Linked DNA regions of Homo sapiens: regions 2 and 3 are each linked to region 1. The links are chromatin contacts, found by Hi-C or POLR2A ChIA-PET in ENCODE. All regions are on one chromosome and are shown on one strand. Each heading gives the region's core, a stretch centred on a gene start or an enhancer-like site at or near the end of the contact. The rest is flanking DNA. Distances are from core to core; before and after follow the strand shown.

Region 1 (3,764 bases), core at 1-2,500:
CCAGGTGGAAGGGGACGCGAACGAATTCCCAAGGCTGTCTCAGGGTGCCCGCGCACCGGGAAATGGGGAACCCTACGAGGGGGCAGGAATGACTCAGGCTCCCGAAAGCAGGAGTAGGCAGTGAGGGGGTGCGTGTGTACTTCTCTCGGGCCTGGTTATGAATGTGTGTCTGGGGTTGGCGTATGGGGGGAGTGTGCGTCTGTGAATGAGTGTAGGTGTGTCAGTCAATGAGTGCCTTCGGGGTCGCAGGGGCGTCGGGACGGAGTGGGGCAGCGACCAGGAGGCTGGTGTGTGCACGCGTGCGTGAGCGCGTGGGCAGGGTGGCACGTCCGGGCCGCGTGTCACGTGAGACGCGAGGGGACTGTCCGAGGTGTGTGCGCGCGCTGGAGCGTTATGTGCACCCCGGAGAGGGGGCTCGGCAGGGAGCTGTGAGTTCAGACAGCGGGGCCCCCAGGTCGGGCTGCAGGAGCTTGGGGTGCAAAGGGCTCCGGCGCAGGCTCCAATTCAATCCACCCCCCCCCCTCCGCCACCCACAGGCCCATCTAAGTGCCAGGGAAACGCGAGTGACTGGGTCTGAGTAAGGAGTGTGTGCGCGCGTTTGTAGGGCCGGCCCCACCTTTAACCCTCTCCTTCCCACGCCATCCCCTCCCCCCAGCTCCGCGCGCCAGCGCTTACCACACCCCCCCAGACCCCCGCCCGCCCCTCTGCGCCCACCCCGCTGGCGGGGCTCTGTCCCCGAGGCCGCACCACAAATGCCTCCTTCCTCCGCATTCCTCTCTGGGCCCAGCGCCCGGGTGAGCGCAATGGAAGGCGGCTGGGGAAGGGGTGAGTGCCTCTGTCGGCCCGGGCCCCTCCTGCGGCCCCTTTAAGAGCCGCCCTTTAAACCCCTTTCGCTCGGCCGACAGAAATTGTCGCCCCTCCCCTCTCGGGGGCCGAGACCACGCAGCCCCCTCCCCCACAACCGGCCGAGCCCTGGGCCCCCGGACACCCTCTCGGGGCCGGGGAAGGGGCTCCGGGAGTGGCGCGGCCTGAGGAACGGCGGCGGAGGGGGACGCGAGGGGATGAGGGCGGCCGACACCGGACCCCTTCCCTCCCAGCCATCCCGTGCGGCTGCCAGCCGCCCTCCTGCCGCCTCCTCCTGCCCACCCCGCGACCCCTGGGGCCCAGCCCGGGCGCCGCTCCCCTCCCCCAGCCCTAGCCCCAGCCGGGGACTCACAGCTGCTGCCGGTTCCTGCTTGTAATCGCAGCTTACCCCCTCCGCCTGCTCCCTCCCCAAACGGGCACCAGTGCCCCCACCCCCCTGGTACCGCGCTCTGCTCCTCGCCCTGTCGCCGCCGCCGGGTCTCTCCCCACCCCCCACCCCTCCCCCCAACCCCCTCCCTCCCGTCCGCCCCGCTCCTCCTCCGCCGCCGCCGCCTCCTCCGCCTCCTCCTCCCCGGCTGCTCCGGGTTTCTCCAGCTGGGAAGGCGCCCCGGACCCCGCCGCTGCCACCACCACGTGGCGAGAGGCGGCGGCCCCTACGGTGCGGCCCTTCCTGGCAGCGCGCCCGGAGCCCACCGGCTCCCTGCGGCGCCAGCGGCCCGCGCTGGCGCCCCCTCCCCGACGCCTCCCGGCGCAGTGTGGCGTGGTGGCGTGTGTTGGGGGCGTCTGCGGTCAGTGCAGGGGCCCGGCTGATGCTTTGGTTGTTTTGGTTGTTTAGTTATGGGCTGTATATTTGGGGAGGAAGTGGGGCTATTTATCTGGCTTTTTTTTTTTTTTTTTGGTCTTTGCGCTTTTGAGAAGGAAATCATTAGACCTGCTCTTCGTTGCTCTTGGTAAAAGGGGCATTGCTGCGATAAATACATTGAACATAGGGTACAGAGAGATTAAAGCTGTAACTTCTTTGGAAGTGAGAGTAAACTAAGGAGGTCAAAGATTCATTCATGAAGAAGGACAGCCATCTCCCTCCCCACACACCACTCCCCGGCCACCCTCAAGTACCCACAGGTCAGGGAAATGAAGAAACAACAGATGTCACCCTGTGCACAAAGATTATTTGAGCACCTGCCAAACTGCTGGGCAAGAGAAACAAGTTTTTTGCTACTTTCCTGCTGTGTGACCTTGGGCAAGTTACCTTAACCTTTCTAAGCTGGAGATCATGCCCCACCTAAGCACTCTCATGGAGGAAGAATGGGGATCAGAACTAAATACAGCAGCCTGCGAATGCTCAGGAAGTGTTAACGATGTCATTTTGAGTATTGCCTGGTGGATTAAATAATGTGGACAGAGGCATGGTCAGCCTAGCTGCAGGTAGAGAATGATCAGGGGAACCCTGGAGCACTCTGGCTGAAGAGCATCCTCTGTGGACAGGGAGGCAAAGCCCGGAAGCAGGGGATAAGCTGGGCGGGGGCTTTTGGCAGATTCAGCCTTAGCTGCGAAGACTGCTGGGAACCTGAGCCTACCTTTTTGGCTCCTGAGGTGGGATGGGGGTGGGAATCTCCGAGGGGGAGGATGGAAGGAAAAGGTTTCTTGCTCTCTCTGAGCTTTGAAAAGCAGCAGCTGCCATCTTTCCTCACTGCTGGGAGAAAATTGGACTGAGAGGTGAGCTTCTACCAGGAGAGCCAGCCAGAGCTCTAGACTCATTCTCTTCATAGAAGGGGGGATTCTCAGTGGCTTCCTTCCTCCTCCTCCTGCTGGGTTCCCTTTCAGTCTTTCCTGCCAGCACTGGCTCCCGTTTGTAGTCCAGAACAGGAAGGCAGGTCAGCCACTTGTTCTCTGAGGCACTAGCTTTCTCTGAACCATGTGGGATGACCTATCTACCCTCTAGATATGAAGGCAAACCAGTGGGGACATCTGTCACCCCACTAATCCCAAGGGCTAGGCAGATGTTCCTTTCCCTAGTACTCCCCAAGATCTCTTCTGAAGCAAGGGACCAGGCAAAAGATTGGAGGCTAGACTAGGAGGTGTAGGGTTGTCTCTGGGACCCTCGGTGACCTTGGACTTGGCCACAAACAGGACCCATAAGACCAACTGGCAAGCCCTCCCTCACTGGAAAAAGGGGTCCCAGGACCCTCTAAGCACACACTGTCTGGGATGAGTCATCAGCCCCCTGCTGCTGCTTGGATGCTCAGGGCCTAATTGAGTCACCTGGCAGGGTGCAGCCAAATGCTTCTATCCTTGGTTCTAGGTGGTTGGTGGCAAAAGTCCATTAGGCCTGGTTTAGGTGCCCTAAAATCCTCCCCCTCCCCCAATCTGGACCTGATCTCATTGCATTCTCCATTTCTAGTTCTGCTGCTCATACCAGGCAGTTCTGAGAGCAGAGATTATATCCCATCCATCCTTGTATTCTAAGGTGCCCTGAGGGTTGGTACCTGCTCGTTGTATATTTATTCGGCAAAGATTTCTTGAACATCTATTATGTGCTGGGTGCTGAGAATACAGTGCTGAACATGTCTCTGACAGGTATACATGTCTCTTGCTCTCTTAGAGCTTGCAGTATGGTAGAGAAGTCAGAAAAATAAAAAGATGAATAAGTAAAACCACTAGAAATTGTGATAAAGGACCAGGCACAGTGGCTCATGCCTGTAATCCCAGCACTTTGTGGGGCTGAGGCAGGCAGATCACCTGAGGTCAGGACTTTGAGACCAGCCTGACCAACATGGTGAAACCCGTCTCTACTAAACATGCAAAAATTAGCCAGGCATGACGGTGGGTCCCTGTAATCCCAGCTACTCGGGAGGCTGAGGCAGAAGAATTGCTTGAACCCAGGAGGTAGAGGTTGCAGT
Region 2 (3,764 bases), core at 319-2,818, 410 kb before region 1:
GAGCCGAGATCGCACCACTGCACTCCATCCTGGCAACAGAGTGAGACTCCGTCTCAAAAAAAAAAAAAGAAAGTTTCAGTTGTAACTGTCCTTAAAAACACTGGGCTGGCCCAGTGGCTCACGCCTGTAATCCAACACTTTGGGAAGCTGAGGCGGGCAGAACACTTGAGGCCAGGAGTTCAAGAACAGCCTGGCCAACAAGGCAAAACTTCGTCTCTACTAAAAATACAAAAATTAGCTGGGCATGGTGGCACAGGCCTGTACTCCCAGCTACTCGGGAGACTGAGGCATGAGAATTGCTGGAACCCAGGAGGCGGAGTCTGCAATGAGCCAAGATCACACCACTGCACTCCAGCCTGGGCGACAGAGCAAGACCCTGTCTCAAAAAACAAACAAATAAACACTGGAACAAATACAAAAACCTAGACACCAAGTAGTAATTTCTAGCAACCACTCTTCTCCATTAGATTCCTCCCCACAGATACCACTCCTCAAAAGAAAAAGCTCAGTTCTGCCTCTGGAGAAGCAGCAGGAAGTTCCTAACTTTAGTTCTCTGATCTGGGAGATGGATCTGTACTTCATCCAAATAAGGCTAGAGTCAGTGACCATAGCTAGTTACATAACTTAGTGTTAACTACATTTTCTGGGCCCTTTCAACCACATCTGAAGTTTCCTTTACTTTCTTCACCTGTACCAGCACCAGTAGCTCTGGTGAGTACCCGATTGTTTGCTGTTTACAAAGTAGATTCATCGTAAAGCTTTCTAATATAGTAACAATGCAAGGCTTTAGTCTCACCATTTATTTTCTCTCCCATTTAAACAACTTCAAGAGACAGGTTAAGAAACAAATCAGGTGATAAAAGTAGATGGAACTACTGAGACTACCGTCCCTTCTTACTCAATCTTGAGCCTTTAGTGCCAGATGGCAGAAAGCAATTCAAAAAGCTCTCGCTCCAATTATAAATATCACAGGTACTAAACAGAGGAAGCTCCCAGTTCTGACCAAGCTCTGTGTGATCTCAACCAAGCAGTTATGCTCCATCTTTTTGTCCATCTCTAATCGTACGCCTTTCACTTGGAAGGTAAGTAACAAAGGCGACCACAATCTACCGCCAAGTCTCCCGTGTCCACGTAAAATACTCGCCATTGCCCCCAGTCTTAGCCATTTAAGTAAATGTCCCCAGAGTCTTTTACTACGGCCACTCTTTCTCCATTCTCAACAAACTAGGACCGAAAGGTCCACATGGTCCTTCTTTCTTTCCGATTAAGCTTGGGGGGTAGGAAGTGAAAGATACACTTTGAAGGTAAACTGAAAAGCCGGGTTTCCTTTCTTGGATCCCGAGCAAGCCCTTGCCTTAATCCCGGGTGGTAAGAGAGTCCCTCCCTAGGATGTAAAGCGATGCCACCATCCCGAGTGCCACTACTGACGCTCAAGCCCACGCCCCCTCACAGGAGAGCAGCACCCACTCCCCAGGCCCCGCCCACGCCCTCTCACCTGAGAACAGCACCAGCTCCCCACAGCGACACCGCCCGCGCCCCACCATATAGCCAGATCACGGCTTCTCCTTCCGGGTGAGTCGCCGGTGCCCCGGTGCACGACGGGAGACGCCCCAATCCCGGGTGCCCGGGACGCCCCGCCCCTACAGGCCCGGGCTCTGAGTGGGATTCCCGCTTCCGAATAGCGCGGCTCCGCTGGCCAAGGCCCCGGACTGGAGTCGGGATCCCCCCTCCACTCACTTGGGACGCCGGAGAGTGCACGCAGGTGCCGGGTGAGGGACGGCGAATGGATATCCAATCCGGGGCCGCGTTCCGCCCACTGTCAGGGGAAGCCAATCAGCGGCCAGGGGGCGTCAGCGACGGGCAGCCAGTGGGTCCCGGGAGCAGAGGGGTGTAAGGGGGTTGTTACTCTTGTTCTCGCTATGCGAGGGATAGTCTGCAGTGTGGGAGGTTCGGGGCTTTAGGAAGCCCACATCCCTGGATCCTCACTAAGTCCCGAGAGCCACCATTTGAACCTCGTAGTTTGCTGTTCCCCAGCGGAGCTATCAAGGGGACTCCGATTCAGATTCGTAAAGCCACGGACCGATTGTCAGAGTGAAAGTCAGACTCGAGAGGGTCCGGCGACTCAGATTGCTCACACCGAAACAAACTCGAAGCAATATCATGCAGCTAGGGAGCAAGAGAAAGCCGTTCAATGTGTTGGTGGTCTTTTAACAACTTATTTAAAGATAATTTCAGCAAGCCTAGCGCGGTGGCTCACGCCTGTAATCCCAATACTATTAGGGAGGCCGAGGCGGGAGGATCGCTTGAGGCCAGGCTTGAGACACGCCCTACCAACTTAGGGAGACCCTCGCCTCTGCAAAATATTTTAAAAATTAGCCGGGCATGGTGACACGCGCCTGTAGTCCCAGCTACTCGGGAGGCTGAGACAGGAGGATGGCTTGAACCCAGGGGTTCGAGGCTGCAGTGAGCCCTGATCACTGCAGAGCAAGACCCTGTCTGAAAAAAAGAGAGAGAGCTAAAAGGAAGAAAAGAGAGGAAAGAAAAGAAAGGGGCCGGGCACAGTGCCTCACGCCTGTACTTCCACCACTTTGGGAGGCGGAGGCGGGTGGATTACCTGAGGTCAGGAGTTCGAGACCAGCCTGGCCAACATGGTGAAACCCCGTCTCCACTAAAACTACAAAAATTAGCTGGGCGTGGTCATGGGCACCTGTAATCCCAGCTATTCAGGAGACTGACACAGGGGGATTGCTTGAACCCAGGAATCGGAGGTTGCAGTGAGACAAGATCGCGCCATTACACTCCAGCCTGGGAGACTCCATTGTAAAAAATAAATAAATAAAAAGGAAGATAGCTGGGTTCTCCTATGTGCTTCCCCTTTCTCTGTTGTGCTCTGTTGTTTTGGTACATTAAGAAAATTCAGCCTTATATAGCTATGTAGTTGAGAAAAGGAAGAGTATTTTTAGCCTTCTCAAACAATTCTGAATACTCTTCTTTGATACTACCCAAATTCAACAAATGGTAACTTTTCTTTGCTTTTTTGAGACAGGGTCCTGCTCTGTTGCCCAGGCTGGAGTGCAGTGGCAGGATCACAGCTCACTGCAGCCTCAACCTCCAGGGCTCAAGCCATCCTCCCTCCTCAGCCCTTGGAGCTGCTGGGACCGCAGGCGTGTGCCACCATACTCGGTTAATTTTTAAAATTTTTATACAGATAATTTTTTAAGTTTTTAAAATTTTATACAACATAGAGTCTCCCTATGTTGCCGAGACTGGAAGTGTTTATTTATTTATTTTTAAGTACACACCACCTTGGAGATGGAGTCATTTCTTAAAGGTTAAGTGTGATAGGGAGTCAAGCCATTTAGAAAATACTGGTACAGAGTTATGCAGATCAGCCAATGTTGATGCATTTATTCAATGTAAAAAAAAATCACATTTATTAAATTCATCACTGATCTCATCAGGAAAGTCTCAAGAAACTGCCTACTGACTAGCTGGGATTACAGGCACGCGCCACCATGCCCAGCTAATTTTTGTATTTTTAGTAGAGATGGGGTTTCACCATATTGGTCAGGCTGGTCTTGAACTCCTGACCTCATGATCCACCCGCCTTGGCTTCCCAAAGTGCTGGGATTACAGGCATGAGCCACCGTGCCTAGCCTCACATGTCTTAATATTAAGACAGCCTCAACCTCCTGGGCTCAAGTGATCCTGCCACCCAAGCCTCCTAAGTAGCTGGGACCACAGGTGTGTGCCACCATGCCCGA
Region 3 (3,764 bases), core at 504-3,003, 280 kb before region 1:
TTTCTTGAGCAAGTCTACTATTCTGTGCCTCAGTTTTCCCACATGTAAAATGGGGAATAATAAGACACTGACTAGAAAAGGGAATGCAGGTAAAACACTGAACAGTGTGCCTGAGACACGGCAAGGACTCAAAAAATGACAGTGATCATTTTTATCATGTCAAGTGCCTAAAACAGCACCTGGTACAAAAAAAAACCCTCAATGAATGGTGGTCATTTTATTGGTCCTTTTCATGACCAAGAACAAGCTCACACACCAAGACTGCACATGGGCTGAAGGGCCAGTACAAATCTGAAGGGAGGCTAAAGAAGCTTCCCCCGTGACCACCAAGCAGGACTGACTAAATGGCACTACAGAGTGGTGAATTCAGAACTTGAACTCTGCCAACCGGTCAAACGCTGGGGTCCCACACTAGTATCAGTTATACTCTCTCTGCTATATTCCTGTAAAGTTTTCAGAAAGAAAAATTCTGTTGATGTCACAGAACTAGAAGCAACGGACTGGGGTAGTCAAACAGACACCATCTTAAGGACAAGATTGGCATCAAATCCATGAATCCAATAAGCATTTTAAAATGCCAGGAGCTGTGTGATCAGATGAAGAGGCCTTCCCTGACTATGAACTGGGGAGGAAGTATGTAAGCCCCATACAGACAACCTGGAGATGGCCTGGACACTAAAAGGTTTTCATTTGCAACTGGGTCTTAGGTCCCTCTTCCTCCTAAAATCAAGGGGGAGGTGGAAGCTTTTTAAATGAGGTTTTTTTTTTTTTTCCTGGCATAATGCAAAAGGCATGGACAGTGGGTCAGACAGACTTAAGTTCCAATTCAGATGTGCCACTTAGTGGTTGACTGTTTTTTGTCTTCTTTTTGAGATGGAGTTTCGCTCTCGTTGCCCAGGCTGGAGTGCAATAGTGAGATCTCTGCTCACCGCAACCTCTGCCTCCGGGGTTCAAGCAATTCTCCCACCTCAGCCTCCCGAGTAGCTGGGATTACAGGCATGTGCTCCCATGCCCGGCTACTTTTTATTTTTATTTTTTTGTATTTTTAGTCATGGAGACATGGAGACAAGGTTTCTCCATGTTGGTCAGGCTGGTCTCGAACTCCTGACCTCAGGTGATTCGCCCACCTCGGCCTCCCAAAGTGCTGGGATTACAGGCATGAGCCACCGCGCCCGGCAGTGGTTGACTGTTTTTAAAGCGAGTCATTTATCCTGTCCCTGAATGATACGATAACATATGTTATTAAAGGAGAAAACGCAGGTCAAACAGACTGTACATATGGTTCGTTCCCGCTGCTATCAGGGAAGCAGGTCTGGCCACAGATGGGGCATAGAACGAGGCCAGTGGTCAGCATCTCGACTCAGGCTTTCAGGGGTCAGAGCTCCCGGCTATTGGACACAGGGGGCAACGCACAGGCCTCCCCCCGACAGCCAGCTGCGCGGTGGCGCCCCCTCCTACCGAGCAGCTTGCTGGTCTGGATGTCGATGGGCACGTGCTGATGGTCCTGGCGGGAAACACGGTGAGGAGGGGGGCGTGAGCGCGGAGAGAGGACGTACCACTCGCGCGCTCATTTCAACGTCCCAACCACCACCCTGCAGGGCCAGAACGGGGCCAGAGCGATGGGCTGGGTTGAGCCGCTTCCGGAGGGAGACCGGAGACACAGGTTAGGGGTCCGCGGCCAGTCCCCAGCACACCCAGCTCCTGTCCCCACACCTCCATCTTTCCTCCACTTCCGCTTCAGGCTGGAGACTGTGGCCCGCCCCGCCCTACCACCAATCCAGTGGCGTTGTGGCCGAGCCTCCGTTTAGACACAAACGGGCATCCTTCGGCCACGTCGCCGCCTTCCGTACAGCCAATCAGGGTTTACGCTCCACTCAGGCCTCAAGCCCCGCCCACCCCAGGCTCCGAATGGCTGAGCTCGGGAGGGGCGGGAGAATGGAGACAGCCAATTGGAGACGCGAGGCGGGCTCAGGGCAGGGGACGGGAGGGGGTGCGCTGCAGCGGCCGTGGGATTGCGACAGGCGGCGCTCGAGAGCCCAGCCTGGCAGCCGCTTCCCCTGGCGGGCACTGGGTCTTCTCCACGCAGATTGAGACGTCTGCTGGCGGGGTCCTAGCGCCGATCTGGGAGGCCGTTGCAAATACCTTCTTCCCTCCTTGCGTCGCTTTACCATCCAGAGCAGTGTGCAGGTCTCTTGTGGCACTTGTCATGCTTTGCCTCCTCATTCAGTTTCTCTAATAGACATGGTTGAGCACCTGCAACGTGTTGGGCGATTAGGGCAGGGAAGGGGAAGGAAGAGAGTCGGTGAGACGTCCCAAAGAGAACACCTACATTGAGTCTAAACGAAGAGCTGAAGATAGCTGGGTGATGTGGGAAGAGGAGTTTTAGGTGGAGGAGACTACACAGACAAAGCTTAGGTGGCCACAAACTGCAAGAGGGGTGCAAGCAACAACAGGCAGGCAGGACGGGCAACGTAATTTGTGAGGTCCAGTGCAAAATGGAAATGCACAGCTGCTTGTTACAAAATGATGAAGAATTTCAAGATGAAGTCGGCTCCGCGGGCAGGCCAACCTCTATACCGTAGATGGTTTGAGGCAGCGAGTGGCTAGAGGAGAGGCTGTAAGGGTGGAAAGGCCATATCAAAGGGAGACTTATTAAGGAACTTGGACTTCATCCCTTCAGACAGAGGAATCACAGAAGGGGTTTGAGGCAGGGAGGAACCTGTACAGATAGGCTGCTGGGATGATGGATGCATGGGAGATAAGACTGGGGACAAGGAGGCTGGAAGGAGGTTGTTATCGAGGGATTATAGCCTGAGCTGGGACACAAGATATGAGGAGGAAGGGGAAGGGCTGGATCTGAGGAATATTTAGGAGGAAAATGTATAGGACTTGGCAATTGATTGGCTGTTTGGGTGGAGGAGAGAGACACTAAGGATGACACCTAGGTGATTAGGTGGGAACCACCACCTGAGACAGGGATGCAGGATGCTGAGCAGGTGTTGGGGAGGAGGGGGTCTAGCTTTGAACCTAGTCTGGCAATGCTGGGAGACCCCCAGATGGAAAGTGTGCAGAAGGCACTTGGGTCTATAATTTTGGAGTTCGAGGGAGTTGTCGGGGCTGGAGATACAGCTTGGAGAGTCACAAGCTGGCTAATCTGTGGTCCGAGTGGTGGCTGAAGCTAAGGGAGAGTCTGAGATTGGCCAAGAAGTGGGTAGAGTAAGGAGGGAGGGTAGGCTGAGGCCAGATCCCCCAGGATCTCACAGCGCTGGGTATGCCTTTTCTTTTTTTTTTTTTTTTTTTTTTTTTTTTGAGACGGAGTCACGCTCTGTCGCCCGGGCTGGAGTGCAGTGACACGATCTCGGCTCACTGCAAGCTCTGCCTCCTGGGTTCACGCCATTCTCCTGCCTCAGCCTCCCCAGTAGCTGGGACTACAGGCGCCCGCCACCACGCCCGGCTAATTTTTTTGTATTTTTAGTAGAGACGAGGTCTCACCGTGTTAGCCAGGATGGTCTCGATTTCCTGACCTCGTGATTCTCCCGCTTCAGCCTCCTAAAGTGCTGGGATTACAGGCGTGAGCCACCGCGCCCGGCCCTGGGTATGCCATTTCTAAATATTCCTTCCCCAGCTCCTGTTCACCACAGCACAACACTTGAGGCTTAGTAAATTTTTGATTGAAATGCATAGTGTGATACAGCAGCAGGAAGACCTAGATTCTGCCCAGTGAGGTCTTGGACCATTTCTATAACCTATCTGATAGCCACAGT

Evidence for each region. A loop is a pair of places that touch in the nucleus more often than their neighbours do. ChIA-PET counts read pairs that join two places held with the same protein, here RNA polymerase II (POLR2A). Pooled maps may share reads with other maps.
Region 2: a map of tibial artery shows a loop between it and region 1 (4-fold over the local background). The contact joins the promoter of SNX11 here to the promoter of TBKBP1 in region 1. A Hi-C loop is called at or near these places in 1 of 168 maps with a recorded cell type or tissue (tibial artery) and 4 of 50 pooled maps. POLR2A ChIA-PET finds 5 or more read pairs at or near these places in 2 of 52 experiments (SK-N-SH and naive thymus-derived CD4-positive, alpha-beta T cell).
Region 3: a pooled map shows a loop between it and region 1 (3-fold over the local background). The contact joins the promoter of CDK5RAP3 here to the promoter of TBKBP1 in region 1. A Hi-C loop is called at or near these places in 3 of 50 pooled maps. POLR2A ChIA-PET finds 5 or more read pairs at or near these places in 2 of 52 experiments (GM10248 and Panc1).

Annotation. Positions count from the first base shown.
Region 1 is chr17:47,691,647-47,695,410 of GRCh38, reverse strand. It overlaps TBKBP1 (TBK1 binding protein 1), which reads right to left and starts at 1,250. Exons shown (of 10, transcript NM_001394755.1): 1 at 1,217-1,250. RefSeq lists enhancers at 1-134, 135-814, 815-1,495 and silencers at 592-651, 902-1,031.
Region 2 is chr17:48,105,570-48,109,333 of GRCh38, reverse strand. SNX11 (sorting nexin 11) reads right to left here and starts at 1,568. Exons shown (of 7, transcript NM_013323.3): 1 at 1,496-1,568. RefSeq lists a silencer at 1,403-1,562.
Region 3 is chr17:47,969,102-47,972,865 of GRCh38, reverse strand. CDK5RAP3 (CDK5 regulatory subunit associated protein 3) reads right to left here and starts at 1,753. Exons shown (of 14, transcript NM_176096.3): 1 at 1,714-1,753; 2 at 1,459-1,504. The coding sequence starts at 1,719. RefSeq lists an enhancer at 764-1,391 and a silencer at 1,813-2,102.